Regions from separate parts of the Homo sapiens genome. Here region 1 is linked to region 2. The links are chromatin loops, found by intact Hi-C in ENCODE. Cell type or tissue: thyroid gland. All regions are shown on one strand. Each heading gives the region's core, and the rest is flanking DNA. Links, peaks and the distances in the headings are about the cores only. Region 1 overlaps CDH13 (cadherin 13). Region 2 overlaps CDH13 (cadherin 13).

Region 1 (5,385 bases), core at 207-5,206, 63 kb before region 2:
AATACCACATGTTCTAACTTATAAGTGGGAGCTAAACAATGAGAACACATGGACACAAGGCGGGCTTTTCAGAGGGTAGAGGGTAGGAGAAGGGAGAGGATCAGGAAACATAACTAATGGGTGCTAGGCTTAATACCTGATTGATGAAATAATGTTTACAACAAACCCCCATGACACAAGTTTGCCTGTGTAACAAGCCTGCCCTTGTACCCTTGAAATTAAAAGTGTTTTCTTTTTTTTTTTTTTTTTTAAAAAAAAAAAAAAAGGCTGGGCACGGTGGCTCATGCCTGTAATCTGAGTGCCTTGGGAAGCTGAGGCGAGCAGATCACTTGAGGTCAGGAGTTCAAGACCAACCTGGCCAACATGGCGAAGCCCTGTCTCTACTAAAAAAACAAAAATTAGCCAGGCATGATGGCGCATGCCTGTAATCCCAGCTACTAGGGAGGCTGAGGCAGGAGAATCGCTTGAACCTGGGAGGCAGAAGTTGCAGTGAGCCAAGATTGCGCCAGCTGCACTCCAGCCTGGGCAACAGCAGGACTCTGTCTCAAAAAACGACAACAACAACAACAAACAAACAAAAAAAAAAAAAAGTGTGGCACCTCCCTTCCCCCACACACTTTGCTCTTGCCTTTGCCATGTTATACGCCTGCATCCCCTTTGCCTTCCACCATGATTGTAAGTTTCCTGAGTCCTCCCCAGAAGCTGAGCAGATGCCAGCATCATGCTTCCTATACAGCCTGCAGAACCGTGAACCAATTAAACCTGTCTCTTTTATAAATGACCCACTCTCGGGTATTTTTTTATAGCAATGCAAGAACAACCTAACACAAACCCTCATATTTAGGAATTGATAGCTCCAGCCCTTTTATATCTAATTTTAAGAGCTTTTGAGACTATCGTAGTTTATGCCTTAAAGGAAGCTTATAAGTTTCCCCTTTTCTGGGTATTTCCAAGGAAAGGCAAAAATGTGTCACCCTGAAATGATGCTGATGTTGTCTGACCTAGAGATGAACTAAGTCCAGTCTGGGACAGGCTCCCCAGGGAGCATTTTCATGGAGGTCAGTGTGAACCCCCTTTTCCAGATTGGCGGCAGGGCCAGCTTTAGGTCCCTTGAGATTGTCTGCATCCCACTTCCTAAGTAAACAAAATAATGACTAGAAAAGTCTTTTCAGGAAAGGGAAAATGTGCAAATATACGAGACAAAATTGCTTTTCTTTCCCAGCAGTTTTCTCCCTTAGGACCATTTCACAGGCCTGAGCTACCCTAGGAGTCTGTTTTGCCCACAGGCTATGCGTGAAGCCGACCCTTACCCTCTCACCCAGTGACGACCACGACAATGTTGATGATCATAAGCAGTGCTTGCAGGCTTGGCTAGTCCTTCACAGATGCTACGTCACCAGTCCTTGTGCTGACTCAACGAGTAGGTGGCTGTATTAGTTTTCTATTTCTGCCCAAACAAATTACTGCAGGCTTGGTGGCTTAAAACAACACAATTTTTATCTTACAGTTGTTTAGGTCAGAAGTCCGACATGGTTCTCACTGGGCTAAAACCAAGCTGTGGGCAGAGCTGGCTTCTTCTGGAAGGGAGCATCATTCTCCGACCTTTTCCAACTTTTGGGGGCCACCTGCATTCTTCAGCTCATGACTGCTTCCTCCATCCTCAAAGCCAGCAATGGAAGCAGCTCCTTTCACACTGACATCTTTCCTATTCTCCCATCCCCAGCCCTCTTTCCTTTATAAGGTCCCTTATGAGTCCATTGGGCCCATCTACATAATCCAGGATCCTTTCTTTAATTTAAATTTATCTAGTTCACAACATTAATCTTCTTTACCATGTAACCTAACATAGTCAAAGTTTCCAGACATTAGGAGGTGGGCATCTCTGGGGGCCGCTATTCTACCTACCACCACACTCCTTGTATAGATGAGGTAATGGAGAGACAGAGTGGGTTAGGAACTTGTTCAAGGTCACACAGTGCTAAGTGATGGATGATCTTAACCTTTGACCCCAGCTATTGTCATCTTTGGAAAGCAGGGATGGATAATGTGGCCAGCACAGTGTCCAAGGGGTTCCCCTCTTCTGCTGGCTTCAAATAGGGTGACGGCCGGAAGGAGAAGTAACTCTGGATGAACCCCCAGGGGCAACCCTAGATTCTTGCTCTGAAAGCTCATAGGCAGTGTGTGGCAACACTGGTGTCTCTGATAGGTTTTCTTTCCAGAGTGGGAGTGCCCCAGTCTTTTGCAAATCTTCCTTTTCTCATAAATGTTACCTAGGTGCTTTGCGGGGATGATTTTCTTCAGAATGAGTGAGTGTCACAAAACAGCCGGCCACTTGATTTTTATTCCTGTTTGGCACAGTCCTGGGCACAGAGCTCCTTTCCATTCGTTGCTTAGCAAGAAGCAGGCCCCAAATAACCACCTGCCCCAAGGCCCTTTTGTCCACTGGAGAGGATAGGTGATTAGATGGAGGGTAATTGATAACGCAGGGTCAGTAGGGAGAGGGAAACCCCTTGAGGTTGGACCTAGGCAGCTCCAAGTCCAGATTCCTGCTCCAGTGCAACTGATGCTAAACAACAACAGCTAGGCTTGACTGAGCACCGCTGGGGTTCAGGTGTGGCGTGAGTGTGTTTCCTGAATGATCACTTAGAAGTTAAGTCTCCCCTGCCATGCCGGGGGCATTGTTCTAGGCACAAGGGATTTTAGAGTGAACAAAACACATTTGTAGCCCTACCCCCAGCCCCTCTGGAGCTTATAGTCCTAAGGACCTTAAAGGTAAAGATTGTTTTTGTCCACTTTGCATGTGGAGAAACTGAGCTTAGGAAAGTGTCTGGAAAAAGGTTACATGGTAGCTGATAGTGAAAGAACCAAATGACAAACCCACGTCCTCCCCTCCAGAGCCCAAGCTCCACACACTGACTCTGTTAACTGCTTGGTTTGGGCCGGGCACCGTGGCTCACGCCTGTAATCCCAGTGCCTTGGGAGGCCTAAGCCAGAGGATTGCTTGAGGCCAGGAGTTCAATACCAGCCTGGGCAACATAGAGATTCCATCTCTACAAAGTAAACAAATAGATAAATAAATTAGCACGGTGTGATGTTATGCACCTATAATCCTAGTTACTTGGGAGGCTAAGGTGGGAGGATAACTTGAGCCTGGGAGTTCAAGGCTGCGGTGAACTATGATTACATAACTGCATTCCAGCCTGGGTAACAGAGTGAGACCCAGTCTCAAAAAAGTACATACACACATATATAAACAAACACTTAGGTTTGCAGGGAAGCACCCTCCAATGCACAGGTCAGCCCCTGCCCCAGAGAATGACGCAGGTCCGAGTGCCAATAGTGTCACTGCGGAGAAGCCCCGGTGTAAAATGAAAATAATAAAATCCACCATAGAGCGTTGCTATGAGTTTTGAAAGCCCTATTATGTGAGCCTTCATCTAACCGAATCATGTTTTCACTGACTGGATTTTCAGCTGGAATCGTGGCATGTCAGGGCTCTGCCTAGCCGGGCCCCACTCCTACCCCGACCCAAAATCTGAGAAATGACCAGTAACACGGTTCTAGAGGAATTTGCCAATGCTCATTTTTTATTCTATGTGGTGGTGTTTTTTTTTTTTTTTCTCATTGCAGAAGACAAATTCTATTTCCTTACTCCTGAGGGAAAACTAATTCCAGCAAAGGCCATTTGTCTTTGGTACCTTAAGATCTAGGTAATTTACTGCAAGTTTATTTTTATTGAAAATTATGTAGATATTATTCAGAAACACAATTTTCAACTATACGGCACACTTAAGCACGTTATATTTTAAGTGTTAATACATAGACTGAGGATATATGCTAGAATGTGCATTTCTCAAAGACACTTTTTTCTTTTTTGTCACTCACTGCATTCGAGGTCCTTAAACTTGTGTGCTATGAAGTGCTAAAGGATTAAAATATTTTCAAATGGATATTGTGCTGTAAGTTTTGAGTTGTTACCATTTGACTGCAATTGAAACTCATGATGCTTTATATAGCTTAGATGATTAATTCAGAAATAATTTGCATTTAAATGCGTTTAAGATATTTAACTTATGATTCCAAATGTGCCTATTTTAAGCCTGGTAGAAGTACTTTAGTCTCCAAAGTATGTGGACGCTCTACTTCTCCCTAGTTTGTGGACCTGAAAAGGATTTAGATATTAATATAGAATAACTTTTCCAAACTAGTTCTGAAAACATAAGAACTGAGAGATAGCCCCCTGCAACACACACGCACATGCACACACACACACACACACACACACATAGGTTTTGTGCTGTCTTGGGAGCATTTAAGATACTCTGCAAACTACAATTGCTTCCTTAAAATGTACAGTGGACGTTTGACATAGTAAAGATATTTTGAAGATTTGCAGGCCAGAAACCTGTTTAAGCCAACATATTACACACTTTTAAGAAAGAAAAGCTCTTAATAACATCCTATAAGAAAATCTTAACCATTATAGAAGTTACTCTTTGAATAATATTGTGAGAAAAAATTTAATTAGTGAAACCCTAAGGAAGTTATCAGCATGGAGATTTGTGATGGATGCCAATGTGCCTTCCTAAAATGCTGCAAGGCTATTCTGGAAAAACAGTTCTGGAGACAGATTCTGGCATTAACTATCTCTGTTAACATAGTGGTAGCTAGGTTCTTCCCACTTCTGCTTGTTTCAGCTAAGTAAAATATAAGGGAGTCCAGTAATTCATGAATGGATAAACAAATTGTGATACATCCTTGCAATGGAATATTATACAGCCATAAAAAGGAATAGAGTAGGTTAAGCCATAGAAACACAAGTTAGATGAGTGGCAGGGGTGGGAAGGAGGGCCTACTTATAGGTCTGGGTTTCCCTTTGAAGTCATGGAAATGTTTTGGAACTAGACAGAGGTGGTGGTTCTACAACATCATGAGTACACTAAACATGACTTTAAAAATGTTTCATATGTGAGTTTCACCTCATTTTAAAAATCACAGTGCACAAAAAGAGGTAAGGGAGGCCAGAGAAACTGGACAGGAAAACCCAGGTGTGAGGACCAGGAGGAAGAGGGTGGGGCAGAGGGGACAAGGCAGATTCGAGGGGATGTTCCGCCACATTCTTCAGGGTGGCATGGGCAGCTTTTATGTAGATGAAAACAATTTTAGGAAATTGCAGCCTAAAGCGGTGTTCAGTACACAAGAGAGGCCCTCAAGAGAAGGTCACCAAGGGAAGGCAGAAGAGCAGCCTCTGCCTGTCTCAGCAAAGAGCTGAGTGGGCACCCACCCCATGGTGATGCTCACGGTCACAGCCTAGTGACCCACACTTGTGTCTTTGCTGTCAAGCAGAAGCTAGTGACCACGAAACTAAGCTTAACTTCTGGTGTT
Region 2 (5,385 bases), core at 265-5,264:
AAACAACAGGGTAAAAAGACAACCTATGGAATTAAAAGAAAATATTTGCAAACTGTACATCTGATAAAATAGAAAAAACAATGAATAATTGAAAAATGGGAAAAGGAACTGAATAGACAGTTTTCTAAAGAAGACATAAAAATGGCCAGCAGGCATATTTTTAAAATGCTCAACATCACTAATAATAGAAATGCAAATTAAAACCACAATGAGATATCACCTCATACCTGTTAATATGGCTGTTATCAAAAAGATAAAATATAAATGTTGGCAAGGATGTGGAGAAATGAGGAACCCTTGCCCACTGTTGATGGGAATGTAAGTACAGCTATAATGGAAAATAGTATAGAGATTCCTCAAAAATTTAAAAGTAGAACTATCATATGATTCAACAATCTCACTAGGGTTATATATCCAAAGAAAATAACATCAATATGTCAAAGAGACGTCTGCACTTCTGTATGTATTGCAGCAGTGTTCACAATAGCCAAGATATGGAATCAACCTAAAAATTCATCAGTGGATCAATGGATCAATGGATAAACTATTTTTAATTGAAAGAATTAAAATTGTATCTTTATGAGCCTATTGATGTTTCAGAGAAATAAACTCTGGTCATTGAATGAAATCTCTGTGTTGCAGAAACCTCTATAAGCTCCTATGTACAGATAATCTCACAGGGTAAATTTCTCTGACTAGCTTTCCACATTCTTAGCATTCTTTTCTCAGAGAACATGTGTATAGTCCTTGTATAGGGCCATAATTTTCAGATACACTTTTCCCACTCTTCTTTGTGCTTCTCTGTCCTTAGTTGCTTTTCTCATTTAATCTTTATAATTTCCCTGTGATTTAAATTATACTTTCATTTTACAGATGAGAAAATTGAGACACTTATATTCACATATCCCACTCTAGGTCAGTCAGTAGCAGAGTCGGATGATGCATTCTGTTGTTAGTGCCTGGACAATTAAGTACCAAGAAATGCTATTGATTATAGGAGTTCATGGTAGGGAAGAATAAGGCTGATAAGTAATGAGTATAGTTTAAGGGCAGACGTATTTGGAAAGGGGAGAGGCATAAGACAGGAGACTAGGAAATGGTAGACCTCTGTAGTTTATTAGTAATGTCTGCCTCGGAGTGACTTGGAGGATGTGGTAATAAAAGCATCTGCATGTACCCTTGTGGCTATAAGTTTCAGTTAATTAGTACAACACAAGTACACACACACACACATAAGTGGATCTCAGCCATCTAGATGGGACACAGAGTTTTTATGACAGGCAGGGTTAATGATTTCATAATGGTGAACTTTTGCCAATCTCACTACTATTTGAATATTTCACAACTTGTTCAAATTGTTAAGTACAACAGCAGATTGCATGTACACCCAATAACACGGGTTTATGTAATGTACATGGGTAAATGTACATCTTCCAAGGGAGAAAGGGTGCTCTGTGTTTCCAGCATGATGGAACCCAGTTTCATGATGGATTGGCATATTCCATAGATGAAGAATAATTACTGGAAAGAATGCAGAGCCATTGGGGACTTTCTAAATAGAGGAATGATGAGATAAGATATTTGTTTGGGAAATCGCTCTGAAGAAGATGGAATGAAGGAGAGAGGGACTTCTGGAAGGCTGTGGATCTATTTTCATTTTAATAAGCATGGGGGGAGAAGGGTAGGAGAGAGGATGGTCAACAGGTACAAAGCTACAGTCACATAGGAGGAATAAGCTCTGGTGTTCTATTGCATAATAGGGTGACTATAGTTTTCATTATTATATTGTGTATCTGAAAATAGCTAGAAGGGAGGATTTTGAATGCTCTCAACACAAAGAAATGGCAAGTGTTTGAGATGATGGATATGCTAATTACCTGGATTTGATCATTATACAATGTATACATGTACCAAAAGCTCACATTGTACCACATAAATTATTAATACAATAATTGTACGTCAATTATTATGTGTCAATTAAAAAAACAAAACTTAAAAAATAGTACTAATGGGAGGTGAAGAAGGTGTGAATAAGGGCAGAAAGACTGAGTGGGACGCAAGTGAATGTAACAAATGCTGTTCTCAAATAGCTCTAACTTATCTCTCATGCACCAGAGCACTCTTGTTTCTCACTGAACACTTTTTGAATGCCTCTTTCATGTTGGGCTTGGGCACTGTTCTCAGTGGTCTTTGTAGTTAGATGTTTTTGCCAAAATGTTGGAAAGAGTCCTTGATATATGGAAACTGACAAAGACATAACTTCAACCAGTCAAGGAGATTTCAGTGTCAGATAAGGCTTTGATGTGAACATGCCTGGCACATAGATGGTTAATATATATCCTATGGATGAAGAAACATACAAATGACCAAAGGAATGGAATAGGTAGACTAATCGAAGGACATTCAAGATAGACTTCTAAATGCCCGAAACTTTTCAAAGTGAGATCCAGACCTTTCTTGAGGAATGATGTTTCTCTACTCTGATCTGTACAGTTGGTGAAAATAAGAAAGAAGATGGAACCCAGCACGGCAGCTCACACTTGTAATCACAGCACTTTAGGAGGCCGAGGCAGGAGGATTGCTTGAGCCCAGGAGTTCTAGACCAGCCTAGGTAACATGGCAAAACCTTGTTTCTACAAAAAAAAAAAAAAAAGAAAAAGAAAAAGAAAAAAAGAAAAAAAAATTAGCCAGGTGCAGGGGTACGTGCCTGTGGTTCCAGCTACTCAGGAGGCTGAGGCGGGAGGAAAGCTTGAGCCCAAGAGGTCGAGGCTGTAGCGAGCAATGATCGCCCCACTGCACTCCAGGCTGGGTGAGAGAGCAAGGCCGTGTCAACACAAGACGAGACAAAATGAGATGAGACGAGATGAGAAAAGAAAAAGAAAAGGGAAGAAGTGAGGGAGGGAACATCAGTGCAGGTAAAATATTATTTTTCTTAGAATGAAACCAAGCCAGCAAGAATAATAACTTTTGAAAGCAGTATTTCTCCCTGTGTAGCCCTTAGACAATAGGCATCAAAATTTCTTGAGTGTATGTGACGGATTCCTAGGCCCTACCTCAAGCCTGCAAAAATAATCTCTCACAGAGAGAAAGGGAACTTTAAGCAAGCTCCTCATTTCCTTTTGCTGCAGTAAAAATTTCTAAGAATCAGTGGGTTAGAGCTTCCTAAGCACTTAAAAACTCCAAGAAGTAAGGACCTGTTATTAGAGGTAACAAGTATAGGCTAATTTGATTTCCTTAGAAAACCTTCAAAACAGCAGTGTCACAGAATCACTCTTGATTAACCACTGGACTTGGAAAGGCCTAAGGTTGAGAGGCTCAGATGGCCCCAGAGTAAAAGCCCTCAGTATGCCTGCTTCACTGAGCATTACATGAGACTGTTCCAGCTCTGTGATGATCAAATAAGAAAAGCTTGTGAGGATTTTCACTCTTCACAATGTGATGTCTTTTCCAATAACAGCATTAATAGAGAAGTGTTATCTTTAGGGCATCTTCCTTGCTTTATGTATTTTGCAATAAATTTATATAATTTTTACTGTTTCTGAGTGTAAAAGTAATGCATGCTTGTTTTAAAAATTATAAAATACTATAAAGCATGAGTAAAAATAACCAATATTCCTACCACCAAAAGATAAGCAATGTCAGTATATCTCCTTTCAGACATTTTTAGTATGTACATATGCATATAATTTTACCAAAATAGAATCATACCATATACACTGTTTTGCAACCTGTTTTATCTAATCTGAATGGAGATAATATCTTTCTGAATCATGTATATTTTCATTTTTTAATGGCTGGAGAAGATACCACAGTGTGGATGTTTCTCTTTGTTTTATTATTCCCTTATTTTGGATGCTTGCTTGGATTGTTTATCAGGCCATGAAAAAAAAAAAAAAAGATGAATTCCCCAGAACATTATAAGGAAATCTAGGGAAAGACAGCACTACCTTACCTTAAACTTTCTGGCTCATGTCACAAATCAGTAGGTTTGGACTCCTCATGCTTGCAGCACATACACTCTTGCTATCCTCATTCTCTCTAGGAACCACCATTCTTCCCCCAAGTCTCCATCACTCATCTGCTTTTCCGTGGCATGTCATTCATCCTCACTAGAGATCATCTTACTTCCCTCGATTATTCTTTGTTCATTCCACATAAGTGTATTGAGTACCTCCTCTGTGTAGGAATTTTAAAAGACCCTAGCTTTATTTAGTGTTTGTTAAAGCATCTCTTAACCTCCTCTCATTAAGGATACAGATTCATGATAAAAACCAAACACCTTGACCAAAAGGCTAACTTGGAAAATGCCAGTTGTTATTACTGCAATCTCAAGTAATGAAAATTCATGGAGTTTATATAAGTTATTGCAGCATAACACTTTATCCCAACACTTAGTGGCTGAAAACAGTACATAATGATGAGCTCACAGCTTAGTGAGATCAGGCGTCTCCTCATGGCTTAGCTCTGCTGGAGGCCTCAGGCTGTAATCACGATGCTGACCAGGGCTACAATCATCCCAAATTCAGATGAGGGCAAGGTCTACCTGCAAGCTCACTTGATTGTTAACAGAATTGAGTTCCTCATAAGTTGTCAAATGAGAGCCTCAGTTTCGTCACAGGAGTAATATCCCATCACTTTTGCCATATTCTGTTCATTAGATGCAAGTCACTAGTTTTAGCCCATACTCAAAGGGAAGAGATTACCCAAGAGGGTGAGTACCAGGAAGCTGGGATCATTAAAGACCATCTTTGAAGTCAAGGATATGCTCATAGAGCTGATAGACAGTGATAAAACCTCAGCAACTGACCAGAAAAGGTCAACTTAGAAAATGAGATTTTGTAGTTTAAACTCCTGGAAATTCATAGATCATAACATTTCAACTTACTTTTAAGTTGAGTGACATGAAGAGATAGGTCAAAATATTTACATTTGCTAAATGTGTACTTACTGTTCTTTATATAGAGCTTTGCAGCTTACAACATACAGTTCTGTGTCAATATTTTCATTTGATTTTCTCAAACCTGGAAGGGAGGAATGGAAGATGTTATCTCAAATTTAAAGACAAATGAACTGAGACCTGACAAGTTACCAGCTGAGTAGGTTACATCTTTCTGCCAGTTCATGTGTTGGTTCAACAAACGTATACAAACAAATCTTATGTGCTTGGCACCATGCCAGGCAGGGTCTGGGGACGCAGTGTTGGACAACATGAATGTAGTTCTGCCCTCCCAGAACCTAGTATCTTGTCAAGATGAGACGTTAATCCAATTAAATCTTACATAAAATAAGACTGCAAACTTTAATATTTTCTAATGGTTGAAAAGGTTATAGATCATGATTTATGCAGTTTATATATGCAGGTTTACATATTTTAAAATTATCCAG

What was found. A loop is a pair of places that touch in the nucleus more often than their neighbours do. Peaks named below come from ENCODE experiments on the same cell type or tissue, not always from the same donor. Only the 100,000 strongest peaks of a DNase experiment are listed, where the experiment ranks them.
Region 1: a loop joins it to region 2, with 4 times the contacts of the local background. A loop is called at or near these places in 1 of 110 quality-filtered maps.

What each region holds. Positions count from the first base shown.
Region 1 is chr16:83,231,978-83,237,362 of GRCh38, forward strand. The region is part of intron 5 of CDH13 (cadherin 13); the gene reads left to right. Among named protein-coding and RNA genes, the nearest start is that of CDH13-AS1, 160 kb to the right of the region's middle. In thyroid gland, for the core only: no CTCF peak of the experiment used is centred there; no DNase peak of the experiment used is centred there.
Region 2 is chr16:83,295,411-83,300,795 of GRCh38, forward strand. The region is part of intron 5 of CDH13 (cadherin 13); the gene reads left to right. Among named protein-coding and RNA genes, the nearest start is that of CDH13-AS1, 100 kb to the right of the region's middle. In thyroid gland, for the core only: no CTCF peak of the experiment used is centred there; a DNase peak (open chromatin) is centred at 3,331; H3K27ac peaks cover 2,212 bases.